Linked DNA regions of Homo sapiens: region 1 is linked to region 2. The links are chromatin loops, found by intact Hi-C in ENCODE. Cell type or tissue: CD4-positive, alpha-beta T cell. All regions are shown on one strand. Each heading gives the region's core, and the rest is flanking DNA. Links, peaks and the distances in the headings are about the cores only. Region 1 holds the start of BEX4 (brain expressed X-linked 4). Region 2 holds the start of ZMAT1 (zinc finger matrin-type 1).

Region 1 (15,465 bases), core at 4,461-12,460, 1.3 Mb after region 2:
ATTTCCCCTTAAAAAAAAATCTGACTCCCTTGCAGAAATGGCTGATTCCAGGACTGGGCAAGGATTGCGCTGAATGAGTGTAGACTAAGCTATAATACCAGAGAGCACATCAAAAAGACTAGGGAAGAGATAACCCACAGATTGGGAGAAAATACTTGCAAACCACACATCTGTAAGGGAGTAATACCCAAAATACATGAGGAACTCAAACAACTTAATAGCAAGAAGCTACTGGGGAGGCTGAAGCAGGAGAATAGCTTGAACCTGGGAGGCAGAGGTCACAGTGAGCTGAGACTGTGCCATTGCATTTCAGCCTGGGAGACAGAGTGAAATCCTGTCTCAAAAATAAAAAAGATAAAGTGTGCAATTCAGTGGTTTTTAATATATTCACAGTGTTGTGCAACCATCACCAATATATATTTCCTGGCTATTTCCACCGCCCCCCCCGCCCCCCCCCCCCCCGCCAAAGAAACCCCGTAACTGTTAGTAATCTCTCCCTACAGCCTCTGGCAAACACTAATCTGCTTTCTCTGTGGATGGGTTTGGACTTTTCCTACCAATCAAATAATACAATATGTGGCCTTTTGTGGCAACATTTTTCACTGACCCTAATGTTTTCAAGGTTCATCCTTGTTGTAGCATGTAGAATTACTCCATTCTTTCTTTGTGGCTGAATAATATTCCATTCATGGTTATATCACATTTGGTTTACCCATTCACCAGTTGATGATATTTCTTATATTGAACGACCCTTTTATCCTTGGGATAAATACCACTTGGTCATGGTATATAATTCTCTTAATATGATGTTGGATTTGGTTTGCTAGTCTTTTGTCAAGAATTTCTGCATCAATATTCATAAGGGATATTGGCCTATAGTTTGCTTTGTGATGGCTTTATCTGTCTTTGGTATCATGGTAATGTTGGCCTCATAGAATGAGTTAAGAAGTGTTCTGTCTTTACTTTTTAAAGAGTTTGAACACTGATTTCAGCTTTTAAAAAAATGTTTGGTATAATTCTCCAGTGAAGACATTTGGTTCAGGGCTTTTTTTTATTGGGAAGCTGTTGGTTCAGGGCTTTTTTTTCTTGGAAAGCTGTTGATTACTGATTTAAAAAAAATTTTTTTTTTTTGAGACAGAGTCTCGCTCTGTTGCACCCAGGCTGGAGTGCAGTGGCACGATCTCAGCTCACTGCAAGCTCCGCTTCCCAGGTTCATGTCATTCTCCTGCCTCAGCCTCCCGAGTAGCTGGGACTACAGGCGCTTGCCACCATGCCAGGCTAATTTTTTATATTTTTAGTACAGAAGGGGTTTCACCGTGTTAGCCAGGATGGTCTCGATCTCCTGACCTCGTAATCCACCCGCTTTGGCCTCCCAAAGTGCTGGGATTACAGGCGTGAGCCACTGCACCTGGCCAAATTTCTTTACTTGTTATAAATCTGTTCTGATTTTCTATTTCTTCTTGAGTTTTTTTTTTTTTTTTGGTAGTTTGTGTGTTTCAAAAAATTTGTCTATTTTATCTAAGTTATCTAATTTGTTGATATACAATTTTCATAGCACTCTCTTATAATCCTTCTGGAAGTATGTGGTAACACCCCCACTTTCTTTTCTGATTTTAGTAATTTGGGAGTTTTCACTTTCTTCTTGCTCAATCTAGCTGAAAGATTGTCAGTTATGTTGTTCTTTCACAGAACATGCTTTTGATTTTATTAATTCTGTTGTTTCACTATTCACTGTTTTATTTATTTTTGTTCTAATCTTTATTATTTCCATCCTTTTCCTAGCTTTGCATTTAGCTTGGCCTTCTCTTCCTAGTTTTGCGAGGTATAAAGTTAGGTTATTGATTTTATATTCTTCTTTTTTAATGTGGGCATTTTCAGCTTTAAATTTCACACTGAGCACTGTTTTTGCTGCACCCTGTATGTTTTGGTATGTTGTGCTTTTGTTTTAATCCATCTCAACATATTATCTAATTCCACCTGTAATTTCTTCTTTGACCCATTGATTAAAGTATGATGCTTAATTTCTATATATTTGTGCATTTTCCAGTTTTCTTTTTGTTATTGAATTCTACTTTCATTCCATCATGGTTGGAGAAGATATTTTGTATGATTTCAATATTTTAAAAATGTATTGAAGGCTGGGTGTGGTGGCTCACACCTGTAATCCCAGCAGTTTGGGAGGCTGAGGCAGGCAGATCACGAGGTCAGGAGGTCAAGACCATCCTGGCTAACACGGTGAAACCCTGTCTCTACTAAAAATACAAAAACAAAATTAGCCACCCGTGGTGGTGGGCACCTGTAGTCCCAGCTACTCGGGAGGCTGAGGCAGGAGAATGGCATGAACCCGGGAGGTGGAGGTTGCAGTGAGCCGAGATCATGCCACTGCACTCCAGCCTGGGCAACAGAGCGGGACATCATCTCAGAAAAAAAAAAATTATTGAGACCTGTCTTTTGGTCTAACATATGATCTATCCTAGAGAATGCTCCATTTAACTTGAGGAGAATGTGTATTTGTTGTTGGATGGAGGGTTCTGTAGATATCTGATAGGTATAGTTGGTTTATGGTGTTGTTTAAATCCTCTATTTCCTTACTGACCTTCTCTCTAGTGGTTCTATTAATTATTGATTATGGGGAATTAAAATCTCCAACTATTATTAGAGAGTAGAACTGTCTATTTCTCCCTTCAATTCAGTCAGTTTTTGCTTCACGTATTTTTGGGATCTGTTGTTAGGAGCATATATTTTATAATTGTTACATATTCTTTTTAGAAACTAATGTTTACTTTCCATCAACTTTATTTTCATTTTGCTTAAGAGCCTGTGAAAGAACAGCTTAAGACCACGTAGTGGTTGTTCTTACCCATTCAGTGGCCTGAACAGCGGGAGTTGCAAAGCAGTCTTCAGAGGCAGGCTGTGGGCCAGTCTTCAGTGGGGAATTTCTGAATAGGCACAGAGGGCACCTGTATGCCTTCAAACTGGTCTGCAACCTCAGGTTGAGTGGCACTGAACTCAGAACGGAAGCAGTCCATTAATTTCTCCTTGATCACAGCTTTTTCAGCAGCAGCTTGTGCTCTTCCTTTTCAATCATTTCAGGATCTCTGTAGAAATAGAGATCAGCATGACCTTCCTTGGGATTTCACAGAAGATGGTGCCATGCATGCACAGAACTTCCTGAGTCAGCCTCCACCATATCAGACCCACCAAGTGAGAGCTCTTGTTGTTGCATTGCATGTCAATGTAAACATAGCACAGAGAAGAATCTGTTACACAGAGCAATTGTGGGCAGATTTATGTAAGATGCCTCCGTCAGAGCCTGGTGGTCAGCCTTGGGATTGATAACCACCAGAAGACATGGTTCCTGGAAGGCTGCTTGGATCTGGTTAGTGAAGTTTCCAGGAGTGAAGTGGCCAGAAATAGGAGTGGCTACACTGGCAGCAGCAAACTTCAGCATAGCCTGCTGGCCAGTATTCCTAGAGGATATGACACTGACATCAGCAGGGTTTTCACTGGCAACAATGGCATGAACTGCCACCAGAAGCTTCTCCCAGGTCCTTCTCAAGGAAAAGTGATGGCATACTGATTAGATGTATGATGCCGATGCCATCACTTTTCCTTTTGTAGGCATACTGCTCTATTTGGAGTCAAGGTTGTTGCCACCATAGGTTCCTACTGAAAGGAATTTGAGGACCTCCTCCTTCATTTACAGGACACCAAGGGCTCCAGACGTTGTGAAAGTTTCCCTTTAAGTTATGACACGAATCCAGAACAACACTGTATAGATCCCTTTCTGGGTAGTGCAGAAAGACAACTGTTTACATATTCTTGATGTTTTGACCCTTTTATAAATACATAATGTCTGTCTTCATCTGTTATAACAATTTTTGAGTCTATTTTGCCTCACAGTAGTATAGCCTTCCCACCTCTTTTTGGTTACTATTTGCAAAGAATATTTTTTCCCATCATTTCACTTTCAACTAATTTATGCCTTGGAATCTAAAGCAAGTTTCTTGTGGACAGCACATAGTTGGATTATGTATTTTTATTCATTCTTCCAATCTCCACCTTCTAATCGAAGAATTTCATCCATTTATATTTAGAGTAATTACTGATAAGAAAGGACTTAGTTCTGCCATTTTGCTATTTGTTTTATATTTTCAAATTTGTTTTATATTTCTTATACTTTTTTGTTCCACTATTATTAATTTCTTTTGTGATTTATTTCTTCTAGTGTATCATTTTGATGATTTTCTCATTTATTTTTCTGTATTTTTTTAGTTTTTCTCCCAGTCATTACCGTGGCTATTACAATGATCATATTAACTTTATAATAATCAAGTTTGAGGTAATACCAACTTAGTTTCTTTTTTTTTTTTTTTTGAGATGGGGTCTTTCTCTGTCACCCAGGCTGGAAGGCAGTGGTGTGATCATGGCTCACTGCACCTCAACCTCTTGCGTTCAAGCAATTCTCCTGCCTTAGCCTCCTGAATAGCTGAGGACTGCAGGCATGTAACAGCACACCTGGCTAATTTTTTTTTTGTAGAGATGAGGTCTCGATATGTTGCCCGGGCTGGCATGGAACTCCTGGACTCAAGCAATCCTCCTGCCACCTCAGCCTCCCAAAGTGCTGGGATTACAGGTATGAGCCATCATGCCTGGCCATATTTATTCAAATTTTTTTAAATTTACACATTTTGATAAATTTATACCTAAGTATTTGATTTTTTGCTGCTAATATGAATAATATTATGTTTTCAGTTTCAAATTTCAATCATTTATTGCTGGTATATAAGAAAGCAATTGACTTTTATATATTAACATTGTATCTTGGAACATTGTTATTATCATGTAATGGCTCCAAGAGTTTGTTGTTGTTGTTGTTGATTCTTTGGAATTAACTATATAGATAATCACACAATCTGTGAAAAATGACAGCTTTATTTCTTCCTTTCCAATTTGTTTATCTGTATTTCCTGTTTTGTCTTATTGCATTGGCTAGGACAGTAAGGCATTGAATAAGAGAAATGAGAGGGGGCATCTTTGCCTTGTTCCTTGATCTTTGCCTTGATATTAGAGGAAAAGCAGCTAGTCTCTCATCATTAAGTGTGATGTTATAGGTTTTTGGGTAGATGTTCTTTATCAAATTGTGGAATTCCCCTAAGGTAATAGTTTTATGAGTTTTTATTATTAGTGGGTGTTAGATTTTTGTCATATGCTTTTTCTGCATCTATTGATAGGATTATATGATTTTTCTTCTTTGGCTTGTTGATGTGATGAATTACATTTATCGATTTTCGAATGTTGAACCAGTCTTGCACATCTTGAATAAATCTCGTCTGGTCAGAGCATGTGATTCTTTTTATGCAATGTTGTATTTGATTTTGGTTTCATTGCTGAAAATTCTCCATCAATTTTCTATTTCCAATTTCATTAATTTCTGCTGTAATTTTTATTGTTTCTTTTCTTTTGCTCACTTTCTTTTAGATCTAATTTGCTCTTATTTTTCTAGGGTGAAGGCATAGATTATTGACTTTAGATCTTTTCTGTATTCTAATATATATGTTCAATGCTATAAATTTCCTTCTAGGCATTGCTTTTACTGCATTCTGCAAATTTCAGTAAGTTGTATTTTCATATTAATTTAATTCAAATATCTTAAAATTTCTTTTGAGACTTCTTTGACTTGTGTGTTACTTAGAAATATGTTGTTTAATTGCCAAGTATATTGGGGTTTTTCAGCTATCTTTCTGTATTAATTTCTAGTTTAATTCCGCTGAAGACCGACAGCATACTCTGTATGTTTTCTATTCTTTTAAACTTGTTATAGTATGTTTTATAACTCAGAATGTGGTCTATATTCATAAATATTCCATATGAGCTTGAGTAGAATGCATATTCTACTGTTGTTGGGTGAAGTATTCTACAATGCCAATTAGATCCAGCTGATTGATGGTGCTGCTGAGTTCAACCATGTCCTTATTGATTTTTTCCCTGCTGGATCTGTCTATTACTGATAGAGGGCTTTTCAAATTTTCAACTATAACAGTGGATTCATCTATTCCTATTTTCAGGTCTATTAGTTTTTGCTTCGTGTATTTTATTTTATTTTTCATATTTATTTATTTATTTATTTTTGAGATGGAGTCTCACTCTGTCACCCAGACTGGAGTGCAGAGGAGTGATCTCGGCTCACTGCAGCCTCTGCCTCCCAGGTTCAAGCGATTCTCCTGCCTCAGCCTCCCCAGGAGCTGGGACTAGAGGCGTGTACCACCATGCCTGGCTAATTTTTGTATTTTTTGGTAAAGACAGGGTTTCACCATATTGATCAGGCTGGTCTAGAATCCTGACCTCAAGTGATTCGCCCACCTCAGCCTCCCAGAGTGCTGGGATTACAGGCATGAGCCACCACACCCGGCCCTGAATTGCACACTTTAAAATGGTGATTTTTCTTTTTTCTTTTCTTTTTTTCTTTCCTTTTTTTTTTTTTTTTTTTTTTTTTTTTGAGATGGAGTCTCGCTCTTTTGCCCAGGCTGGAGTGCAGTGGTGCGATCTCGGCTCACTGCAACCTCTGCTTCCCAGGTTCAAGCGATTTTCCTCCCTCAGCCTACCGAGTAGCAGGCATGCACCCCCATGCTAGGCTAATTTTTTTATAAAATGGTGAATTTTTAATATGGAATTATATCTAAATAAAAGTGCTAAAACCCCAAAATGATATCAGATGTTGAATTGTAGGTAACATCTTATAATTTCTACTGGAATTTTAAGGCATAGTATCTAGAAATGATTTACATTGTAGCATAATTCAAGACTGATAACTCTCTAATCAGTACTTAAGAATTTATACTTTGAACCTTATGAAAAAATAAAGAAAAACAAGAATTTGTACGATATTTTCACTGTTTCAGGTAAGAGTGAGCCTGGAAGGAGTTGGGGAAGAACACACCAGCTTCAGCCTAAATTATTTTTCTCTATTTAATTTGCATATGTTTTTAGCAGGCATTTTAGTAGTCTCCAGTCCAGAAGACATATCATATTCCTCACCTGTGGGGAGCAAGAGTTGGGCAATTCTGAGTCAACATGGCATGCTCAGTTCCCACTGGGTAAATCCGGTAGAGACGGACACGGATATACACACACTCACACACACTCAGCAGAAAGGACTACTGTCCTAAAACTTCTGTTTGACATCAGGGCCCAAACAACATTAAGGCGGTACTCATCTAGTGTGTTAAAAAACAAAACAAAACAAAGCAAAACAAAACAAAAATAACCCTGTTTTTTCTCTGCAGTGGACACCATCTGGGCATCCTCTAACCCAATTCAATTCTGATGTTACCTACCTGGAGATAGCATTAGATCCCACAAGTTGCAGTCTCTGTCCCATAAGACTGTCCCCGCTTCAGACACCAGTGGCAAGTCTCGGCCTCTGGAACTTCTGACCAACCGGCTTCAGGTTAAGATTCCCAAAACCCCTTATTCAGGCTTCATTAATTTGCTAGAGTGGCTCACAAAACTCAGGGACACGTGTGTACTGGCTTATTATGAAGAATATTTTAAAAGATACAGGTAAGCAACCAGATGAAGAGATACATAGGGCAAGGTCTGAAAGTGTCCCGAGCACCGGAGCTCTCGTTCCTGTGGAGTTGGGGTGTACTGCCCTCCCGGCAAGCTGATGAGTTCTTGTTTACCTTCTTGCAGGCCTCCATGAGTTTACCTGTCCAGAGGCTCTCTGTGTCCCATCCCCTTGGGCCTTTTATCAAGATGTCATTAGATAGGCAGGGCTATCATGGACAACCATGTAAAAATGTGATTGAACAAAAAGGGTATAATCTAACACTATTAGACTGAGTAGGGAAACCCAGCAAGGCCTGACTATTCAGATTCTTCTTGGCCTCTCTGTGCAGCATTTCTTCATCCTGGGTATGGGGGAGGACCCCTTCTGAATTGGGGTCTTATTGAGGTAGAGACCCACAGGATTTATTTCCCTGGTCCTGACAGATTAAAGTGAAGAAACGCAAAAACCAGCAGATGGCGACAAAAGCGATCTCTAGCTGCTCTCATTGCTCATTAGTATAAGACGCTCCCACCCAGTGCCACAGTTTACAAAATGCCATGGCAATGGCCCAGAAGTTACTGCTCCTTTCCTAGAAAGTTCTAAATAACCTACCCTTCAATTTGCATTAACCCACTCCCTAATTTGTGTGTAATTGAAAGTGGGAATAAGTGAGTATAAATATAGTTGCCAAGAGCTCATATGTTGCTGATTCTGGGTGCACTGCCTTTGATTTAGCCCTGCTCCACAAAGAGCAGTACTGTTCAAAAACAGGTTGTTGCCCAACACCACTAGCTCACCCTTGATTTATTTTTCGGGGTGAAGCCAAGAAGCCTCCCTGGCTAAGCCCCAAATACGGGAGCTTCCCATTCCTGCATCATTATGACCTACAGTCAGACAAGGTAAATCGGAGAATTTACTTATGGCCACCTCCAAGACAGAAAGGCAGGGGAAAACTAGAGTATATTTTTAGTTTATGTGGTCTGCCTTGGAGAGAAAAAAGGAGTAGGTGAAAGGAGAGCAAGAGAAGGTCAGGGAGAGAAATTCTGTCTTTTGAGGCCTGCTTCTGAAGCCTGAAAGAGCCCCAACATACACGGAAAGACAGTCTTTTTTTTTTTTTTGAGACAGTTTTGCTGTGTCGCCCAGGCTAGAATGCAGTGGTGCGATCTCGCCTCACTGCAAGCTCTGCCTTTCGGGTTCACGTCATTCTCCTGCCTCAGCCTCCCAAGTAGCTGGGACTACAGGCGCCTGCCACTACACCCAGCTAATTTTTTGTACTTTTAGTAGAGATGGGTTTTCACCGTGTTAGCCAGGATGGTCTCGATCTCCTGACCTCATGATCCACCCGCCTCAGCCTCCCAAAGTGCTGGGATTACAGGTGTGAGCCACTGCGCCCGGCCAAGAAAGACAGTCTTTTATGTTTATGGTTCTGAAGCTGTTCCGAAACAAAAGGCCAAATACTTTAATCAAAGATATGCTGATTGTTCTAGCCACTTAGGAAATAACAAAGGCTATGGGAATTATGAGCCAAAAACCACAGATGAATATGTGTATCTCACAGTACCTGTAAGTATAAAATAAAGAAAGAGGTTTTATGCACACCTTTTTTTTTTTTTTTTTTCAGAGAGACCTGCCTCGGCCTCCCAAAGTGCTGGGATTATAGGCGTGAGCCACCACACCTAACCTTTATCCACTTTGTTAGGGACAGAGTGGGTCTCTGGCTCAACAAAAAGCCCAGATAAATCAATGGGGCTTTGGCATATTAGGTCAGCAGAAGGGAAAAGGCCAGTAGAAGGGACAGCAGTATGCAGTAAACATGGAAGTACCTAGGGGAGAAGGAAGGAGACACAAAAGTTGGAGGCACCTGTAAGCCAACTGGACTTGTTTCTGAATACAGTTTAGATAACCTGTAGACACATCTATGCCTGACGGTATTCAGAAATAAAATCAGTAAAACTTTCAACACGACAGCAGAGCATTAAACCAGGAGTAGAACTCTTCTGACATCAGGGCCCTGTGCCACAGCACAAGTCATATACCTATGAAACCTTCCCTGGCTGTGTGTGTTGGCTGATAACAACTTACATCTTTTTTCGGGAGGAGTGAGGGGACAAGGTCTCACTCTGTTGTCCAGGCTGGAGTGCAGTGGTGCTGTCATAGCTCACTGTAGCCTTGACCTCCCGGGCTCAAGCAATTCTCCCTCCTTAGCTTCTCAAGTAGGCGGGACCAAAGTTGCGTGCCACCACACCCAGCTAAATTTGTGTGTGTGTATGCGTGTGTGTGTGTGTGTGTGTGTGTGTGTGTGTATGGAGATGGGGTTCTCCCTATGTTGCCCAGGCTGGTCTCAAACTCCTGGGCTCAAGCAATCCTCCTACCTCAGCCCCCCAAATTGCTGGGATTACAGGCCTGAGCCATACAACTCACATTTTACCTCTTCTCCAGGGAATTGTTCTCTGCCAAATGGGAGCCACCTTGCTCCAGAGACTATGCTCTGCTCCACCTACAGACTTTGATCTGTGACTGACGCTGAGCTACAAAAAGCCAGTGACTTACTGTCAACGTGGGATGACTTGTGTGTGCTTCAGAGTTTTCAGGTGCGATTAACTAAACTTAATCTCTAGTTAAACCCCATTCTTCATCACTGCCCTGCTCCCCAGCCCTGTCCTGCTGCCTTTACTTCCTTTAACCTGAGAGAGCATTACAAGAAACTACATTCATAAGGATCTCTGTTCCAAGTTCTGCTTCTAGGGAGCCCGACCTAAAATAGGAAGGGTCTCTTTATAGAAATATTTCAGCTAAAATCCCAAAAAGAGGAAAACAGAAAGAGTCTTTGCTTTCCCTTGGACAAACTTGAATTGAAATTGAACCCAAATTCCAGGATGCTTTTCTAGAATTAGTTACCATCTTATAGGAACCACAGAGTAAAGAGATAATGTGTTAATGACACCACTGAGATCCAGACTGTAGGAAAATACAGAACAAATGACTATTTCATCAATAATTAAAGAAAAAATTAAAAAATGAAAACCCACAGATTAAAAGAAATTTAGGAAATTTGGCAACCAATCAAAATGCGCATATCTTATTTGTATCTTGATTCAAACAAACTGTTAAAAAAAACTATAATACAATTGGGTATTTGAACACAGATTAGACATAAAATGATATTAAGGAATTGTGAATTATTAAATGTGACAACAGTATTGTGGTTATATGCTAAAAAGAAGAAAACCCTTATCTTGTAGATACATACTTTGAAATATTTATGCCTAAAGTGATATTATGTCTAGAATTTGCTTCAGAAATAATTTTAAGGTTGGGAAGCGGGTAAGATAAAGACGAAATAAGATTGGCCATGAGTTGTTAACTGTGGAATCTGAGTGAGGACTAGTACATGGGGTTTGCATTATACTATTCCATTTTTCCAAATGTTCGAAATTTTCCATTAAAGTTAAGATAAAGTTAAACTATAAAGACTGTTTCTTAAACAAAAAAGGGGCCGGGCGCTCACGCCTGTAATCCCAGCACTTTGGGAGGCCGAGGCGGGCGGATCACGAGGTCAGGAAATCCAGACCATCCTGGCTAACACGGTGAAACCCCGTCTCTACTAAAAATACAAAAAATTAGCCGGGCGTGGTGGCGGGCGCCTGTAGTCCCAGCTACTCGGGAGGCTGAGGCAGGAGAATGGCGTGAGCCCGGGAGGCGGAGCTTGCAGTGAGCCGAGATCGCGCCACTGCACTCCAGCCTGGGCGACAGAGCGAGACTCTGCCCCACCCCCCAAAAAAAGGAACAGAACAGAAAGGTATTAAGAAGAATTAGAAAAAAAATCCACTGTCCTTGACTCATTTCCTGTCCCCCCCCAAACGTTCTGGTGTGGAGAAAAGGATGAGCATTGGTAACAAGTACCACAGTTTGCCATTGGGGTGGGCGGGACTGATGCTCTCTTTATTTAAATTTTTGACATCTTGCTCATCATAAATTTTCTTGCAATAATTGTTTTTTAAAATGTTGCATTAAAATGTTATTTTTCTTGACTGCTGAGGAATTTTGCACCCCTTTAAATTCTGCGCCCGCGTCCTGGTTGGGAGATGTGGGGAAAATCCTGGGAGCCCAGGACAGGGAGAGGCAAGTCCCCACAGAAGTGGGAATGGCCAACAGCTCCCTGAGAAGACAGCTTCCCTCTTGGGGAGGCAGAGGAAGTCCCAAGAATACACAAAGACAGGAGAGTGGAAGGGCCGGCCAGTCTGGAGATACTAAAAGAGACTCCGGATGAGGATAGGGGCTGACCCGAAAGCCCCGCCTGACTCCGGGCTGCAGGAGGGGGCGTGGGACGGGGGCGGAGCCGTTGGCGATGACAACAGCCCCACGTGACCGGCCAACACTGAGTGTTGTCTCGCTCTGGCGTCAGAGCCGTCGTGGCTCGTTCCATTCTCGGCGGTGGTACCTGCTCCCGGTGGCCCTGAGGACGTGTGGGCCAGGGGCGGCCCCGAAATTAGGAAGCGGAGGGGGAGCAGGTAAGGAACCCGGCGGGGGGTCCCTGGGGTTGGTGTGAGGGAGTGGCTCCGGCCTGCGGATGCCCACCCCGGGGGAGCCGTGCGGAGAAGCAATCGGTCCGCGATGCAGCCCCCGGGCCCCGCGGCGGGCCCGCGAGCCTTCCTTGAGCGGAGAGGTGCCCGGCCCGGAGGGAGCCGGCGGTCCTGGGGCTACGACCCTTCGGAAACACCTGCCTACGCCATCAGCGCAAGCTTTTCCGACACCCCTGCCCCGCACTTCTTGGTGCAGAAAATGGTGGTCAGCTTGCGGGGCGGGGCGGCTGAGGCGGGGGGCGAGGGTGGCGAGGAGGGCCAGGGCCAGGGCCAGGGCCAGGGCCTCGGGGCGGGGCGGGGGAGGGGCCGGATGGCGGTAGTTCCTAGCTAGCGTTCTGCTGCAGCAGCCCCCACTTCCCCCACCCCGGCAGTCTGCAGGTCTGCGGGGCTAAGTGTCGCGGCGGCGCACCTCGCGTCAAGAATCCGGAGGAGGAGACTGCAAGGATAGGCCCAGGTCGGTGCGAGGGTCGGTGGTGAGGCGGGGGCCGGAACGTGAGGAAAGCCCAGTCTGAGACCCTAATCCATGCCTTCACCCTCGCCCCCCTCTACCCCATGCAACCCTCCCCTTCCCACACGCCATCCTCGTCCTCCATTTTGCTGCCTGCGGAAGCCTGGAGATGGATCTACAGGGAAAATGGTGGGCTTTGCGGAAGGGAGGGGCTCGGATTGAGGGCACCCCACAGGGCATACTGGCTTCTCAGGTGGAAAAAAATGAAATGTTAGAGTATAAAGTCAAGTCCAGGGCTCTGAATTTTAAAAGGTGCCTAGTAGGGCCTCTGTCCTCAGTGCTTATCAGTCCACCAAGAATTCAGCCCATTTTCTCTCTCTTGTCTCCTAGGAGTAATGGAGTCCAAAGAGGAACTAGCGGCAAACAATCTCAACGGGGAAAATGCCCAACAAGAAAACGAAGGAGGGGAGCAGGCCCCCACGCAGAATGAAGAAGAATCCCGCCATTTGGGAGGGGGTGAAGGCCAGAAGCCTGGAGGAAATATCAGGCGGGGGCGAGTTAGGCGACTTGTCCCTAATTTTCGATGGGCCATACCTAATAGGCATATTGAGCACAATGAAGCGAGAGATGATGTAGAAAGGTTTGTAGGGCAGATGATGGAAATCAAGAGAAAGACTAGGGAACAGCAGATGAGGCACTATATGCGCTTCCAAACTCCTGAACCTGACAACCATTATGACTTTTGCCTCATACCTTGAATCCTAAAAGTTTTCGCTGAGGTTAATGTGAACACTGCTTTACAAGCTTGTATTTTTGTGATTTACTTTTTCTGTAAGCCTTTTGGGGTTTACACTTACCAGTTTCTAATGGAAATTAGAATTCTAATTGAATATTGTTTTGTCTCAGCCTAAAAGTTACGGTCAGCATGGCAATTCACCTATTTTAGGAAAAATACTCTTTTCATAATATGAAATGCATAAAGCAGTTCAAAAAGCAGTCTGTATTCCATCATCTTCCTTTTTCATTCCAGTCCTTATTTTTGTAAGTATTACTTTTCCTCCTCCGGCTACCTGGACTCAAAATCTCAGTTGTCTTTGACAGTTTTTTTCTTGTCCCTGACCAAAAAAGAATGATCATACCCAGAATTCAATGTTTGATATTTTAAGAATGTATGTTCTAGTGTTTTTCAGAGTGAGTCTACCATCTGTATAAAAACACCTTGGGGGCAGGCAGGGGCATTTAAAAATGTAGGACCTATCGTCCAGACTCACAGAGTGGGGCTCCAGAATCTCCATTTTTAACAAACTCTCTTAAGTAATTCTGATGTGTACCAAAATCAGTGCCATTGGTGTGTGTGTACGTAACTATATACATATGTGTGTGTGTGTATATATATAATGTGTCATAACCGTAAACAATAAACAATATCAAGATAAATCTGACTTTGATGGGCAAGTAATTAAAAAAGAAAAGTATGAGACCTTAAAATAAGACTGATGATTATAGGAGTGGTAGGGACAGTGGCAAAGTTATTCACTGTGCAAAGCAAAACATGCCTGAAGGTCACAGCCTGAGGAACTCAGAATTCATCACCCCTGTCAGCAGTTTCACATCCAGGATCTCATTTTATTCTTAGAACAACCTATAAAATCTGTATTGTTATCCCACTTTTACAGATGAGGTCACTGGGGCTTAGAGATGTTAAGTACCAAGGCTAACTCCTGCTGAATATCTTGGGGGTGGGGGAATCCAGCCTGGGCCATTTTCTATTGGACCTTATCATCTGGAGATGCAGAATATTTGACTTTTGTAACTTGATGACAAGCTGAGGATGGTAAAAGAGACTCAGCAAGAATGGGGCTGTTTTTCTATACACTGTTTTTCTACATCTCAAGTACACTTTAATTTTTAGAATATTGAGGGATAAAAAAAGTAAGATCCTCTAGTGTTGTTCAAAGTTAGGATTGCCACTCTATGGCTCTTGAAATCAGTTTTGTGGGTTACAACAAGCAATTTTTTAAAAAGAGAACAAAAGTCATCCTATCACCCGTGAGTAGTGTTAAGAATTGTTTTGGAGAAAATAATGTGTTCTATGTAGTAAATATTGCCACCTTTATGATGTATTTCTAACTAGATCACAGTGAAAAAAGAATGAAAATCACTTATTTGGTGCAAACTTGGTTTCACAAGTGAAGAATTGTTAAGAAAGCGATTTTTCCTAAGGTCATACAGCCAATTAGTGAAAGCTGTGACCACAGCCTTGGTGCTTCAGGGTGCTTGTCTTCTCACCACATTGCCTCCACAAAGAATTATTTGGAAATTTTTGCATTATGTACTGATTGCCAATCAGTGTAAATGGAAAAGCATATACAACTTATGCAAAAATCACTTTATATGAACTTCACACTATTTAGTCATCAGAATTCCTGCATGTTCAACTGAGAACCACATTTAAGGGAAACTCTGCCTCAGATAATTTTGGAGCTGGAGTGATCTTTCACCTGTCTAGAGGAAGAGGATGATATAGAGTCTGATTTGAAAATGCACAGTGGTGAACTCAGGCACTTCAAAAAGGCTAGTTGACTGAGTAGAGTCCATGAATGATCTTTTGGTTCCTCTGAAAATGAGTACTATGCCTTCTGGCAAAGACCAATTGTGGATTTCCCAAAGTAGCCTCAATCTACCTCCCTCACAAAAAAAGCTAGCTGTGGGGGTGTGAGATCAGAACATGATTAGTTGAAAGAAAGCTGAAGCCTCCTCACTGGGGTTTTTGGGGGAGAATGAGGAATAAGGACAGACTTTCTGGAAGAAATAAAAGTGTCAATGCTTGGGTTCAGAATATGGTTTTTTGAAGTACCAAAATGAGCCCTGTCTCCTTGGTG
Region 2 (15,465 bases), core at 4,711-12,710:
AATTAGAGGATAGGTGAGCAGATAATGTTGACTGTGAGGAAGATGACTGGGACAGGAACTAATGCTTACTGAGAACTCACTACCTGCCAGGAATAAAACTGTTCTGGCATAGAATTGGGACTTAGGAGCTGATTCTAGTAGAAATGGGAACCAAGGGATAGCTGAAGAAACTTGGGGGCATCTTCCTCTCTTCTCTTCTTTATACTCTCACCATGTCTTTTCTCTTCCTTAACTGATTAGAATATGAAATAAATCTATTTTTATTGGTTGGTTGTTAAGTGTGGGTTTATACTGATTCTTAATTCCAATAGTAAGAGTTGTAAAAAGCATTAGGATGAGAGAGACTGCATTAGTTTTCACCCTGCTATTAACTAGCTGTGTGACTAAGAACATATCACAGCCTTTCAGATTTCTGTTTCTACCTGACTTTATATGGGTTGATGGTGATCAATGAAAAAATATATTTTAGATTGGAATATATACGGAAGCAAAATTTTGGTGGGGTACTTACAGAGGACCCAAACACCTAGCTGCTTCCAAATACGAAGCACAGAAGATGATTTAAAGTTTTAAGCAGCTATACAGTTAACACAAACCTTTAAGGGCCTAAAAAATCAAAGGGTCCCAATATTTCTTCTCTTAATCTTCCATTATCTTTATTTTCTTGTCTATGTCCTAACCCTAAAGCTGGTTCTCTCCAAAATATCTCTTTGTAAAGATCTATGAGGCATTTCTATTACCAAGTGTAATATTTTAATAATTGCAACTAGAGTTAAAAAGAAATTTTTCTGCAAAATTAGTATTTTGGTTATGATTTAGGTACAACAGTTGAGTTTTCCCCAATGATAAATGTACAAAATTCATGGCAGATGGTCTTTTATCTTTCAATCTAATTAAGAAAGAAATTAGGAGAGCTAGGGTTAAAAATATAAACAGATTACACATTAGAATATCAAATGACAACATACTAAATATTGTGAAGTATGATTTCAAGTCTCATCTGGAAAAAATACATGTCTTTGAAAATGGTATGGTAAATACTTCCTGGTTAATTTTAGGCATATTTTTTCAATATTTCTAGCCTAGAATTTTTCAACTGTTCTTCATTCCCTGGTACATTTGAATTTTTTTATGCTACTATAAACTTGGAAAAGAGATAAGGATAGAGGAGCAAGTTTTTTTTTGTTTTTTGAGATGAAGTCTCACTCTGCTGCCCAGGCTGGAGTGCAGTGGTGAGATCTTGGCTCACTGCAACCTCTGCCTCCCGAGTTCAAGTGATTCTCCTGCCTCAGCCTCCCAAGTAGCCAGGATTACAGGCATGTACCACTGTGCCCGGCTAATTTTTGTAATTTTAGTAGAGATGGGGTTTCACCATGTTGGCCAGGCTGGTCTCGAACTCTTGACCACAGGTGATCCACTCATCTCGGCCTCCCAAAGTGCTGGGATTACAGGCGTGAGCCACCGTGCCCGGCCAAGGAGCCTACTTTAGTGAAACTTGGTATTGAGATCTTAATGACACAAAGGCATGCTCTCAAGTATGAAGTGGAATATACCATCTTTAAAATATACAGGAATTTCTGATGCTGATATCATTTATTTCCATTTTAACATGAAACAAAAGCAATGGGGAATAAGAAAGTACTATCAAAACCTAGGTTCAAAATGGGAAGATAACCTATATCTGATAATGAAGTAAGGGTTTAAAAATAATAAGATGTGGAAAAGATAAGACCAATGTTTACTAGATGGTCCCATTTATACTCAGGGTATAAGAGGGTAAAATTGCTTTGCAATGCTGTGCTTTGTGGTAATAAGAAACTATTCAAGTTGCCAACTGTTAACAAATTAAGCATGACTTTTAAATATATATTACTTTCCATAAATACATCAGAAAGTTCTTCAGAGTGGAGAAATATGGTCATATAACAAAACTATGACCTATACGTACAGAGTTTCAATTTGGGATGATGAAAAAGTTCTGGAGATGGACAGTGGTGAAGCTTGCTTGGCAATGTAAATGTAGTTAATGCCACTGAATTTCACACTTAAAATGGCAAAGTTTATGGTGTGCATATTTTACAATAAAACATAAAATAAAATATTGAAAAAAATAAAAGATAAAAGCATCTGAATCACTGCATGAAGGACAGCTGCCCTGCAGAGTCAACCTGCTGCTCAGAGGAAACTGCATGAGCAAGTGATGGTTGTTTTGCTACCATGACATAAACAATCCACTTCTGAATAACATTTATGATGGTTATTTGAAATGAAATGGTAGTTTTGTGACAAATTATAAATGGGATCTGATCAGAGAGCTCATATATTCCAGTAATGTATTTGATTACATTTAAGTGTGGCTTCAGCATTTGGTGGGAGAAATGAATAAACTCCAATTTTCTATAAATAAGAGTGTTTTACCTCTTCATTTCCCTCTTACAAGAAATGTTTTCATGACCTAAGAAAATAAATCTTTCATAATAATTTGTAATGGGGAGAAAAACTATGACCTACAGTACTGGGATGTTGGAAAAAAATAAATAAGATTCTGAGTTGGTCAAACAGATTCAAATCCCATCTTTACCCACAACTATATAGCCTTCAGCAAATTATGTAACCACTATGGACCGTTTTTTATTTCACCTAAAAGGTACAGAAATACAATGTGTAATTTTTAATTCTAGGATTTGGTGAATGTTAAATGAAATAATTTTTAAAATGTTCAACACATGTAGGCACTTGATAAAGTATGCTTGTTCACTAATCCAGAAGCTTTGCATTTTTTACTTAATATTATACATAATCATTTTATTTAGACCAGAGTTATTTTAGAGGTCATCTAGTTCATGGTTTCTGAAACTCGGCACTATTGTCACTTTGGGCTGGATAACTGATTGTGGTGAGGAGCCTGTCCTACGCATTATAGGATATTTGGCAGCATCTTTGGCCTCTGCCAATCAGATGCCGGTAGCATTCCATAGTTGTGACAACCAAAAATATCTCCAGACAACGTCAAATATCCCGTGAGGCAAAACTGCCTCCAGTTTAGAACCAATCCAATGTCCTCATTTCATAAAGGAGGAAGCTAAGGCCCAGAGAGGTAATAGGAATTAAAGAATTGAGGGAGGTAAACTGTAAAACATGATTCTAGACTCAGGTGGATTTGGTCTATCAAAAAATTCTAGTAGTCTGGGAAGAGACAATAGTAATAGAGGGATGTTCTTAAGTCAGTAAGATGCAATTAGGAGTACTAATAGCTCACATTCTATGGACTTGGGCATTACTAAAATTCCTTATGTTGATATAAAATACTCAATTCAGTTTGTACCAGAATATCTGCCTTCAATGATATAAAAAGCAAAGAGATTGACTTGACAGAAACTTACTTTTTAGCTACTTTTGTTGGATTGTGCCTACTCCAAATAGCAGCACTATTATGTGAAAGTAAAGTAACATTAACTTCTGCATTCAAAAGTGCAGCTGAGTGTGAAATCCAAATTATCATATTTGAAATTTTCTAATTAATGCTACTACATAACAACAGGCAATTTAAGATGAAATGCATTTTTATGACAAAAATAAAACATTTATGGCTTGAGTGAGAATAATGAATTTGGTCCACCCATGCTTATGGAATTGTAAACCATGCAGGATCTCTGAGGAAAGGAACCAGAAAATTACCATATTTCTTCAGTTCCGGGCAAGAGAATTCTCTGTTCATTCCAATTAAATGTTCTTTGTTAACCCCCAAGTTTAAGCTATTCAAATTAGGTGACTCTATTTTAGATATAACTGGCTATATTTAATAAAGTGAATCTCACTTGCATTTGTTAAATGACAATTAGGTTGAGTTGCACAAAACCCCAAATTTCCTCCTCAGGATAACCCGTCAGATGTTTATGGGAAAAACTTGCTATTAGATGTTTTAATGCTTTGCTGAAGTGGGAAGTTCACAGGCCAACTGATCTTGATGCAAAAACATCTAGCATTATAAAGGATTCGTTGTATACCCTATTTTAATAAAGTAACAAAAATGGAGCAAACTTCAGGACTGGCTGCAATATCATAAACATAAATCTCATTCTCAGTCACAGATTTCAAGTCAGGCATTACAAAATCTGAGAAATAATCATTTTAATTGTGCAAAGAGCACATGTGCTATATTTTCCATGATTACACTTTTAAACTCCCTCAAGCATTCTTGATTAAATAGAATTAAAAAAAACTGACTTGACCTTTGCAATCTTTTAACACCATCACAATCTTAGAAAAGAATGAGCAGAGCACAGCACTAAGTTATAGGAGACTGGGGAACTGAGTTAACCTACACAAAATGTTTTAACTCTTTTTCCCCTAAAGGTCACACTCTGTTTAAGGAATTTTCATGAATAATAGCTGTGGTAGAAATGCAGATCTGTACCTCTCAGCATGATGACCACTCACAGCTATAATGCTATCTAGTGTCCTTAGTTTTTCAGTTTATAAGACTACCACCTGACTTATGAGTTTGCCAAGTTTTAGCTACTTTACACAGTTATCACAATCAAAGAAATAATGAAGGGTTTCCCATGGCATGTTAACAATTACATATTACAACAGAATTAACAAAATAATTGGGAGTACTAGTTATATGTTTAACATTTACATTGTCTTTATTTAAACCAAGTCCTTTACCTTCATAATCATAAGCACTTTGTAGCTAGCCAGCTCAGGGTTCATGCTTGTGAAGTCAGAAACTGAATTAAGGTACTGTGTAAATCCATTAACACACCTGATCCCATGACAGCTACTTTGCATCAGAAAGCCACCAAATACATGGCATTCATTCCAACAGGTTAGTAAATGTGAATGAATCTGCAAGGCTGGTTTCAGATGAGAAAGAATCAAAGTTTTTATCCTAACTGATATGTAATAAATATAGTAGGGGGTATGCTTAAGTTAGTCTTTACAACAAGCTTAGTTAGTATTTTCACACACTGAAATCTAATAGAGAGGATCACAAACGAACAAATAATAATTTACCTCTCTCCAGATATCTCCACCTGCCAAATGCAGATAATTAAAAACTAATTCTGTAACAGTTTACTATTCTTCCGTCACACCATTAGATTTACAGTATAATTTGCTTCACTGTGCCTGTAGTATATAAAATACTATGAGCTACAGAGTACAGATTTATAATAAACAATGGAATGGTCCTGTGGCTCAGGATTCTGACTAGTAACATTTAAAACTGCATTCCTTCCCTTATTTAAATATTTTATAATTTTACTATCAAGCACTATTATTGAGTTGTTTAGTATAGCTGTGTTTAATTTGTCCGTATATCCTTAACACTAAGCATAGTGCCTGGCACACACACATAGAAGTGTTCAATAAATGATTCCTGAATACATGAAAGGTTACCCACTAGATTTTCTTTTTCTTTCTTTTTTTGTTTGAGATGGGGCATCGCTCTGTTGCCCAGACTGGAGTGCAGTGGCACTATCTCCGGTCACTGCAACCTCCCACTCCCAGGTTCAAGTGATTCTTCTGCCTCAGCCTCCTGAGCAGCTGTGACTATAGGCATGTGCCACCACGCCCGGCTAATTTTTTGTATTTTTAGTACAGACAGGGTTTCACCGTGTTAGCCAGGATGGTCTCCATCTCCTGACCTCGCGATCTGCCCGCCTCCGCCTTCCAAAGTGTTGGGATTACAGGCGTGAGCCTCCGCGCCCAGCCTACCCACTAGATTTTCTTATGGTGGTCTTACTATCATTTGACTTGAAACTTTACTGAATAATATGGAGACAAATGATAGTCTTGTTAGGGCATTGCTACACAAACGGATTAATAGCTAAATAAAAAGCCAGAAGGTCTTCCAATCTAAAACAGGATAAATTTGATATATTTTTTCTTAAAAGGAAGAGGTAAATAAGCAATTTTTTTTTTACTATGAATATATCAGAACATTATTCCTGGGTGAAAATTCATTTTTGAGCCATTAAACATTTTTGAAAAATGAAATATGAAGTGTCCTACAAAATCTCATAATTCCCTTTACTGTGAATTCTGAGTGTATATGTGTCTTTTCAGATGGCATTTCTTTTCTTTCTTTGTTCTATTTCTAGGTTTACTGCTCAATGTCCCATTTGTAATCTTTGAAAGCTTCTAATATTCCGTTTGCTAGTTTCTAATCTCCATTGACATTTGTTCATTATCCACCCCAAGACAGATGAAATCCTCAAGAATAACAGCTACAGTTCAAAATGGATCAGCAAATGCTTTTCCAAACCACTTTTAATGATCCTATAAGGAGTGGATTTGCAATAACTGAATCTTGACAATTCTTTGACATCTTTTAGGGCAATCTCTTTAACTAGGACTTAAACAAGCAAAAGATATTGGCACACCACCAAGTAACATTTTCCTTTCTTCTCCTTTATCTGCCATCATAATTGACAACCATTTATGGCATATATATATATATTCTATATATAGAGAGAGATTATATATATATATATATATATATATATATATATACACACAGAGAGAGAGAGAGAGAGAGAGAGAGAGAGACACACAAATATTTTGAGGCCTAATAGTGTTTCGAACAGTGCAATATATAAAATGTTTGCCATTTGTTAAGTGAAAAGGTGAGAGAATTTTAGTTTGGACTGAATAGTGAATGAAGGATATATAGCTAAAATGAAATGGTAAGAGAGAATTTTTAGGTTAACAATTATATTTGGTTTTTCATATGCTAGTAAATTGTCTCAACACTAACTCAACATAGATCTCATTATTCATTGAATGTCAGGTGATAACTATCAGAAAAGGTTTCTTACGATTTATGAGTTATTGTTCTAGTGCACAGCCATGGAAATGTGATGGAAAGACTATCAATCAGAACAGCAAAATCATGGTTGATACTTTCAGATCTGAAATCAACCCTCGGAGTGTGGGGAGTTTTACTCCCTTATTTCAAAAATGTCAAAACCCAAATCGAGAGGGCATGGGGCCTGTTCAGGGTCACAAAGTCCAGTGAATTAATTAGCAGGTGAACCTATGTTAACTGCATCACACTCCTATGCCAGGGTGCTCCTCATTTTACTGCCTACAGCAATAACATAAGTAAGGTATTGCTCCTACTTTATGAAATTAGCTCTCTGAAAGCCTTTAATATTTGCATATATTAAAAGATACTGCAAACAAACCAGTTGCATCTCCAGGCAAAAAGCCATATTTTTTTTTCCACGAGATACTGGTCTTAAACCTTACTGTGAACAGACGATGAGAGCCAAATTGAATTGTGATCTTGATGCCTATAAAACTGCTCTTGCCTACTAGCTGGTTATGGACATAAAGGTTGATATAAATTTTTAAAATCCAGATTTCATGTTTCCATCCATTAAGGCTGATTGAAGACACTAAATGGAGTCTTTCAAAGGTTGACTTTAGTAAGAGAGTTGATAAATAAAACATTACAGTGTACTTCTAACTTCCATATTTAATAAGTGGCATTTATGTAATGTGCCTATACAAATATTGTAAGGGATTTTTTTTCTACTTTGCCATTCCTCCAAAGTGAAAGGTGTGAAAGGTTATGGAATAGCACACAGGGATATATCATTTAAGAATGTGAAGAAGAGATTATTTTTATGCGATAATTTTAATGGAGTATCTTCCTAAGAAAAAGGAACTTACTTTCCTCTATTTTGGTGTCCACAATCTTTCACTTTGGAGGCAAGTTAGCAACATAAGGTAACACAGCAAATTCTGGAAATTAATTACGAAATTTACATGGCAAAATGCTTTACTGGGATGCTCTGCAGTGGAATGGTCTCCACCAGCTAAGAACATTTCCCAAACTGCTTTAAAACACATTTCAATGGCAAATTTTACAGTTTGCTATTAGTAGGCTGTTTACAAGTATACAGAACTTTGTGTGAATACCGCTTATATTGATACAGTCAAGAAATATCTTTTTATGTTAGGAGTAATATGTGTTGGTAGGTACAACAGAACTTATTAAAGCCAAACCACCTTAAAGATGGACCTGTAAATCTTGCTTTACTAGGTCACATCCTCAAATAGCCAAAGAAAACTCTCCAAAGTGATTCCTGAAATCTGTACTTCTGCCACACTCTCTTCCTCTCTTTCCCTAGTAGAGTCCCCTCCACCAGACCTTACCTTCCTAAAATCCGACAGATCCTACTTTAAAGCTCAAGTATACACTTGTAACCTGCCCAAATTTCTAACGCCATCTCTCTGTAAATATTCTACTTCTAGTTTCTACACTGCAGGACGTTGAACACCAAAGGGGGTTTACTCCCCCTTATTTCTTCGGTATTTCCTCTTTTATCTCCGCCCCTTTCTCCATCGGTCCCCGTTCCCTTATCCTTGACCCTCTTGGCCCACAGCACTTCTATCTTGCCTCCTCTCTCTTCCAAATCACACCTCAGCTTCCTACAGCACACTAAGGTGTCCTGGCTGGGAGAGAAATTATGTGGTATTTTTTTTTCCCTTCAAACTCCTGCCTCATGAGTACCTGCAATTCTTTTGCCTGGGGGCCCCCATCCTTTACAGGTGGGAGAGGTAGGGAAGGCCCTCTCTGCTTCAGTCCATCTTGCACACTCGGGGCTAATACGGCGGGGCGGGGCGGGGCGAGCTTGGCCTTTACTGCGCCACGGCAGGTGGGGGTGGGGCAGTGGCGAACCGCGCCCAGCCCAATCTCGGACGGGCTGAAGAGAGGCAGCGAAGGAGATGGGGCCGCCCCCGCACCCCGGGACGGGAACTCACCTTCTCTGAGGCAAGGGCGGGTGTCTACTTTAAAACTACTGCCCCCCCTCCCCGCCGCCGCCATAGTGGAGCCGCCAAAGCCGCCGCCGCCGCCGTCGCCACAGCCACCGGCAGGCGGGCAGGCAGGGGCGGAGGTGGCGGAGGAGGCAGGAACAATTACTGCCGCCGCCGCCGCCGCCGCCGCCGCTGCCGCGCAGGCGGTGTAGGAGGAGGAGGAGGCGGCAGAGACGGTAGCTTCCTGAGGGGAAGACTCCGCCGCCAGCGGGGTGACTGTGCTCGGCGCCGCCGCCATCGCAGCGAGGCGCGCGGACAATTGCACTTGCGTCTCGATTCCGTTAAGCTCCTTTAGCCCCGCCTTCCGTTAGCCCCACCCCCTTTGTTCCTCTTTTTAACGCTTCAGCTCGAGCCTCGTTCTCGCTCCTCAGTCCACCAATCGGAGAGCTTTAAGCCCGCCGGCCGTTTCCCCCTCCCCCACTGCCTTGCGTCACCCCACCTCCCTTTGGAGGGGAAGCAACGACGGCCAAGGGCAAAGGGCAAAAAGCGCGGGATGTGAAAGCACGTGGGCCTCGCACAGTGAGGCTTCTTTGGAGATCTAATCTAAAACCAATTTAAGAGGAAAAAATGTCTGGAAACTATTGATCTCACCTCCAAAATATCTCTGAAATATATCTTCACCTGGCTTTTTTTTTCTCTTTCTTTTTTTTTTTTTTTTTTTTTTTTTTTGAGGGAGAGTCTCGCCCTGTAGCCCAGGCTGGAGTGCAGTGGTGCGATCTCACTCACTGCTACCTCTGCCTCCCGGGTCCTGGTTCAAGCAATTTTGCCTCAGTGTCCCGAGTAGCTGGGATTACAGGCATGTGCCACCATGCCCAGCTAATTTTTGTATTTTTAGTAGAGATGGGGTTTCACTATGTTAGCCAGGCTAGTCTTGAATTCCTGACCTCATGATCCACCTGTCTCGGCCTCCCAAAGTGCTGGGATTACAGGCGTGAGCCACCACGCCCGGCCCCTGGCTTTCTTAAAGCACTTAGTACAGAGAATAGAACAGAAGCTTTCATTCTGACACATTGTTTCCGTGGCCTCTTAAAGGACTGCCTATCTATCGATCTGCCCATCTTAATTACAATAACTTCCTGTGAATTCAGCACCCAATAGAAGTACTAGAATATTACTGATCACTTAAATCTCATCTTGTCCCCCCAACCTCTCCTCTCAAAGAGACCAATATCCTGATTTATATTTATTATTTCTTTGCATTTTAACATATATTCTTATCACATAGATATGTGCCTAAATAGTGTTGTTTAGTTTTGATTGTTTTCAATTTTCACAAATATTTATATCTTTTTCTAGGTAGCATTCTGGGACTTGTTTCTGCTTTTTTTTCCCTCAAGCAATACTCTTACCTCAGCCTCTGGAGTAGCTGGGATTACAGGAAGGAGCCACCATGCTTGGCCTGGGACTTGTTTCTTTCACGTAACATTCTAAGATTCATCTATGTTGTTGCTTGTAGCTGTAGTTATGCACTGTCGATGCTGTAGGATATCTCACCCTTTTCCTTATTGATGGGCACACCTCCTGGTGCCTTTGTGCAAGTCTCCCTTAAGTATTCTCTCCTTTCCAGTCTTAGATCCGTTGCTGTATTTCAAGTCCTCATGATATATGGTCAGACGTATGGCATCCACCCCACTGGTCTTCTTTCCTCTGATCTCAATCCCTCCAATCTATTACCAAGTTGTTGCCAGTCGTCACTGGCTGTCCAGTGCTTATTGGACAAAGTCAAAAGACACAGTTTTGCCCTGTTAGTCTCCCCATTCACCTCTTTGACCTCATCTCTTTCCACTGTCCCCATCTCTCCCCTCTGCTTTTACTTTGATTTAGCAATCCCTAAATCTTCTTAGATTCCTGTGAAGACCGCCAGGCGCGGTGGTTCACGCCTGTAATCCCAGCACTTTGGGAGGCCGAGGCGGGTGGATCACGAGGTCAGGAGATCGAGACCATCCTGGCTAACACAATGAAACCCTGTCTCTACTAAAAATACAAAAAAATTAGCTGGGCATGGTGGGGGGCGCCTGTAGTCCCAGCTACTCAGGAGGCTGAGGCAGGAGAATGGCTTGAACCTGGGAGGCAGAGCTTGCAGTAAGTCGAGATTGTGCCACTGCACTCCAGCCTGGGCGACAAAGCGAGACTCCATCTCAAAAAAAAAAAAAGATTCCTGTGAAGACCATGTTATTTCATGATGTAATGTTACTATATATGTTCTTCTCTCTTCCTGAAACACCTTTTCCCCCACATTAGGCACTTGCCTAATGAAATCCTATACACCCTTAGAAACCCAGACAACACATCACCTCACCAAGTAACCTGTTCTGTCTCTCCTTAGAGTTAATTTCACCTTCTTCTGTGCTACATCTATATCTGGTGTGTATTTTTATTGTAATGAATTATATACTTTGTACTTCTCAAGAACCTGGGACCATTTGAGACAAAAGACAGCGTCTTATTTTCCATGACTCATGCTCCAGCCCAGTAAAGTCCTAGGACAGAAGTTGAAAGGCAGGGATCCCTAGGCCCAGGTCTCTAAGTCCCTAGATCTGGCTTATGATATGTTTTCTTCTACGTACACAATTGTTTATTCATGACCTCATCAACATTTGAAAGGGGTATTTCATGCAAAATAAAAGTCTCTTAACAACATGAAGATTTGGCAGTACTGGCTGTGCATTCCTGAATGGCTACAGTTGGCTAGAGCTGAATAACCAGTTAGAGAGACTTGGAGTTCTGGGCTTTTAAACACTTATCTTTATGTTGTTTTTTGTGGTTCAATAATTTACCCAAGATTACCTGAGTCAATGGGTAGCTTCTCTAGACTTCTACCTTGTCCTTATGTAAGTTAGATCAAATTTTACTCGTTAAGGAAATTACTGGATAGGCCAGACACAAGAAATAATCTGCTCAAGTAGCTAGTAGGACAAGGCAAGCATACAAATGGGGTGTGATTTTATTCCTTCTGATATGGAGGGATCTCTCAAAAACATTGTTTTTTGAAATATGAATCACAATCCACTTAGGTAAGAAATATTCATTCAGAATCTCTGGAGGAGTGGGCATCACTCAAGATTCAGTCAGCAAAAAAGAAACTACACTAGGTATTTCAAACAGAAAATATTTAATGTAGAATATCAGGTACTTAAAAGAATCAGAAAGGTTAAAGAAGTAAAATCCAGGAGACTTACGCAGATAAGGTCATCTGGCAGTTGGAAGCTTTTTCATCCTCGTCTATGTTCTCTCCTTTGTTGCAGAAGCTGGAATCCTGTGAATTACATTTCCTAAACTTCTTGCCAGCAGGATTCTGAATATGGTTTAGGTATCACCAATGCTATGTATTTGTATGATATTTTTTAAATAGAAAGGAAATAAAAACTGTTCTTTATGTGGAATCTGGCAGATATAAAACAAATTTTTTTTCAGACCCTAGCATTCTTCTGTAAGTCTTGTACTCAAAGGCTTTGGAGGATCTGTGAGATTAGCAGTGGTTTTCTGCAGTTCCCTGACCTCTGTCTGACAGTAACAACTATATCAGTCAACAAATATATATTAAATTATGGAATTACTTTGTCCTTCTTAGGATCCACGGAAAATTCTGTCTCTGCCACTTTAACAGTAAAAAGAAGTGGTAGGATAATGCACAAAATAAAATAAAATTATTAGTTAATTTTCTCCCCATCCTTCAGCTGCATTTGGTGACATGCCATAACATGAAAATGCCACCAAACCTCAGTCATGCACTGTGACAATAAGCACACACTTCCCTTTCCCTCCTCTTATACTTATCATTGCTCTCAATGACAGTAATGTTATTAAGTGAATGCCAATGTAATTTATCTCACAGGAAAGAGGAGGTGGAATATAGCACAGAGTAGCAATTAAGGAAAGCCTGCTATGGGCCAGATGTTTCCTAGAATTTCCCAGTCTTCTCACAAAAGTGATGTTATATTGGGCTCATTAATTCCATTTAAAAACGCAAAACTCAGTCTCATGAGTGTAAATAACTTCTCCATGGTTCTTTACTTATTGATTAAAATGGTCTGTTTATATCATTGACCCACAGGGAGGAGACTGTATTAATTGAAATGAATTTCAACTACCAATCCCCCAAATCATAGAAAGGAAACAAGGGTGGGATTAGGGGAGGGAAGTTGCGTGTAAGGTAGGGGTAGAGGTGCTAAAAAGAAATGAGAGAATATTTTTGCATATGTGAGAAATCAGCAAAAAACAAAAAGCATACCAGTGGTCATTTCACTATATTTGCAGTGAAATATAAAATACCTCATTTGGAATAATATGGGGAAATTGAAAAGCCATTATCAACAAACACAATACATTTAAAGGCATCAGAAAATGGGAGAAATAATCCAAACAGAATTTAATAGCATATAAGTAATATGACTGACATAGGCATGAATCTGACTAGGTATAATAGTAATGTTTAATTTTATTAACAAATGATTCAAAAGTGAGAAGCAATGGCAAACATCCAAAGTTGTTTAACAATACTAAAATTAAAGACAAATAAAAAGATACATTGAGATATACAAATAATCACCTCCCAAAGGCACTACCACTTAACACTATTACATTGACAATTAAGTTTCAACATATGAATTTTGGGGAACATTCAGACAATAGCAGTATGTATAATGTGACTCAATTTTGAACAAAAATGTATTTGCACATATGAACATATAGCCTTGGAATTATATATAAACACACATAAAATATATCTGGAAAGTATATATGAAAATACTATGAGTAGATAGCCTGTGGTAAGTCAGGCTTAAGATGAAACTATATGCTAATTAATGCATATATTTCCCCATTGTTTCAGGATTAATAGTGATAGATAAAATTACAATAGTACAGGATGTACCTGGTAGGGAATGGAAGTTATAGAAATTTATCTTTATTGATATGAAATGTTGTCAAATGTATATACATACATATATTTAAATGAAAAAGAAGTTATACAGAACTTTTATAAAAATAGATCTGTGTATGCCTAATGTATTTGTCTCATAGTGTACACTTTCATATATTCTCATTCTTGTTCTCTGCTCCCTACCCTCATCACAGACACACGCACATGTTGTCAGCCTAGAGAGGGTCTGAAGGAAATATCCTAGCATGTGATTTCGTATCCAGATCTATGCCAGAATCACTCTTAATGTTTCCTTTCTATGTAAACATCTAGAAAGTTCCAGAACATTCTCACTGTTTGACTTTAACCATAGGGAAGTGTCTTCCTTTAACCTAAGCTTCTTTATAATTGGTTAAAGGAAGAATGTAGTTAGACATTGGTCACTTAATCATTCTGTGGAGTATGGAGTCGGTGAACGATTTCATCACTCCATTTTCCTTTGTTTCATGTGCCTTTCTGATCTCTGATTTTTATATTTTATGTTATTCATCCTCTTTATATCGCCATGCAGGTCTTGCTTTAAAAGGCATCAACTTTCCTTCCAGGTGGTGTCTAGAGTTGTTCTTTTGGATAAAAACTGTTCCCCGCATTCAAGTGACAATGAAGATAAATAAAAGTAATTTGACATGTAATAGTGTATATTAGATTTTTAAAATTTAAGACTGATCCTAAACCTAGCTAATAATCATCTTCTGGATGTAAAGAACATCAGAATAAATGTCATTGTAGCCAATTTTTTTGTTATTGATAAAGGGTGTATTTCAGGTAGGCATTCTGAAAGAATTTAAGACAATTATAGAATGTGAAATTTTGTGCTAAGGGAAGAGGCTGAGAATTTAGCTTGATGATATATGGTGTGTGTGTGTGTGTGTGCATGTGTGTGTGTGTGTGTGTGTACTTAAACCAAATCTAGGTGTTTGAACTCTTCTTCAACAGAGCCACTCACCACAAGTCTTTTCTTCAGGAAAGAATGATTTTAAAATAACTCTATTCCAGGAGTGTTTGGGTGAGGGTCTGAACATTTTTACCGGGCCTCGTATTCCAAAACTACTCAAAAGCACCACAGTATACTTAACTAATTATAACAGTTGGCATTTACTGAGTCCTGAGTATGATAAGAGAGAGAGTGGCCTACTTTAGGTGCTGCAAAGACTGATGGCTCTGATTATGGGATACACATCTGCTGACTCTCACTTTAGTGCTCAATCCAATAGACCTACTCCCCTGAGTATTGTGTCTTTTCAGCCTCCAGGGATAGCACAGAAATGAGGTTCCAAGAAGGGAAAACCTTGCAACTTTATAGCAAGTTTATATAGTAATGATTCTGATAGTCCTTCCCCAAAGGGACCTATGACCATTTACTTAGCTAACTGTACACTGAGGGAAATTATTTATACATTTTTTAGGCCTTTGGACATAGGGTTCTAGCTGACCCTATGCCAACTAGATGCCTGAAGACCTGAAGCATCATCATGGCCCTCTATTGGAGGCCCTCACTGTGTTTCTACTGAGTCTGCTCAGGTCCGGTTCACTGTCATTCTAATGAACCCACAGACTAATCTGCTTGTCGTTTCCCTGATCCACAAATATATAATTAGAATGGATATACATGACAGATGATAGAATCTCCACATTTGTTCCTTAGCCTGTGAGGAGAAAGCTATCATTCTGGGGAAATTCAGTAGTAGCAGCTTCAGAGCTGCTACTATTCC

What was found. Peaks named below come from ENCODE experiments on the same cell type or tissue, not always from the same donor. Only the 100,000 strongest peaks of a DNase experiment are listed, where the experiment ranks them.
Region 1: it touches region 2 in a loop (5-fold over the local background); 3 of 110 quality-filtered maps call a loop at or near these places.

The regions. Positions count from the first base shown.
Region 1 is chrX:103,203,176-103,218,640 of GRCh38, forward strand. BEX4 (brain expressed X-linked 4) reads left to right here and starts at 11,933. Exons shown (of 3, transcript NM_001080425.4): 1 at 11,933-12,063; 2 at 12,507-12,589; 3 at 12,974-14,071. The coding sequence starts at 12,979. The coding sequence ends at 13,341. It also overlaps the pseudogene RPSAP59. RefSeq lists a cis regulatory region at 7,904-8,187. In CD4-positive, alpha-beta T cell, for the core only: CTCF peaks have their summits at 8,009 (motif pointing right) and 8,213; DNase peaks (open chromatin) are centred at 8,046, 11,436, 11,916 and 12,446; H3K4me3 peaks cover 958 bases; H3K27ac peaks cover 849 bases.
Region 2 is chrX:101,922,939-101,938,403 of GRCh38, forward strand. ZMAT1 (zinc finger matrin-type 1) reads right to left here and starts at 9,089. Exons shown (of 6, transcript NM_001394560.1): 1 at 8,779-9,089. The coding sequence starts at 9,070. RefSeq lists an enhancer at 8,868-9,368. In CD4-positive, alpha-beta T cell, for the core only: no CTCF peak of the experiment used is centred there; a DNase peak (open chromatin) is centred at 9,163; H3K4me3 peaks cover 1,827 bases; H3K27ac peaks cover 1,456 bases.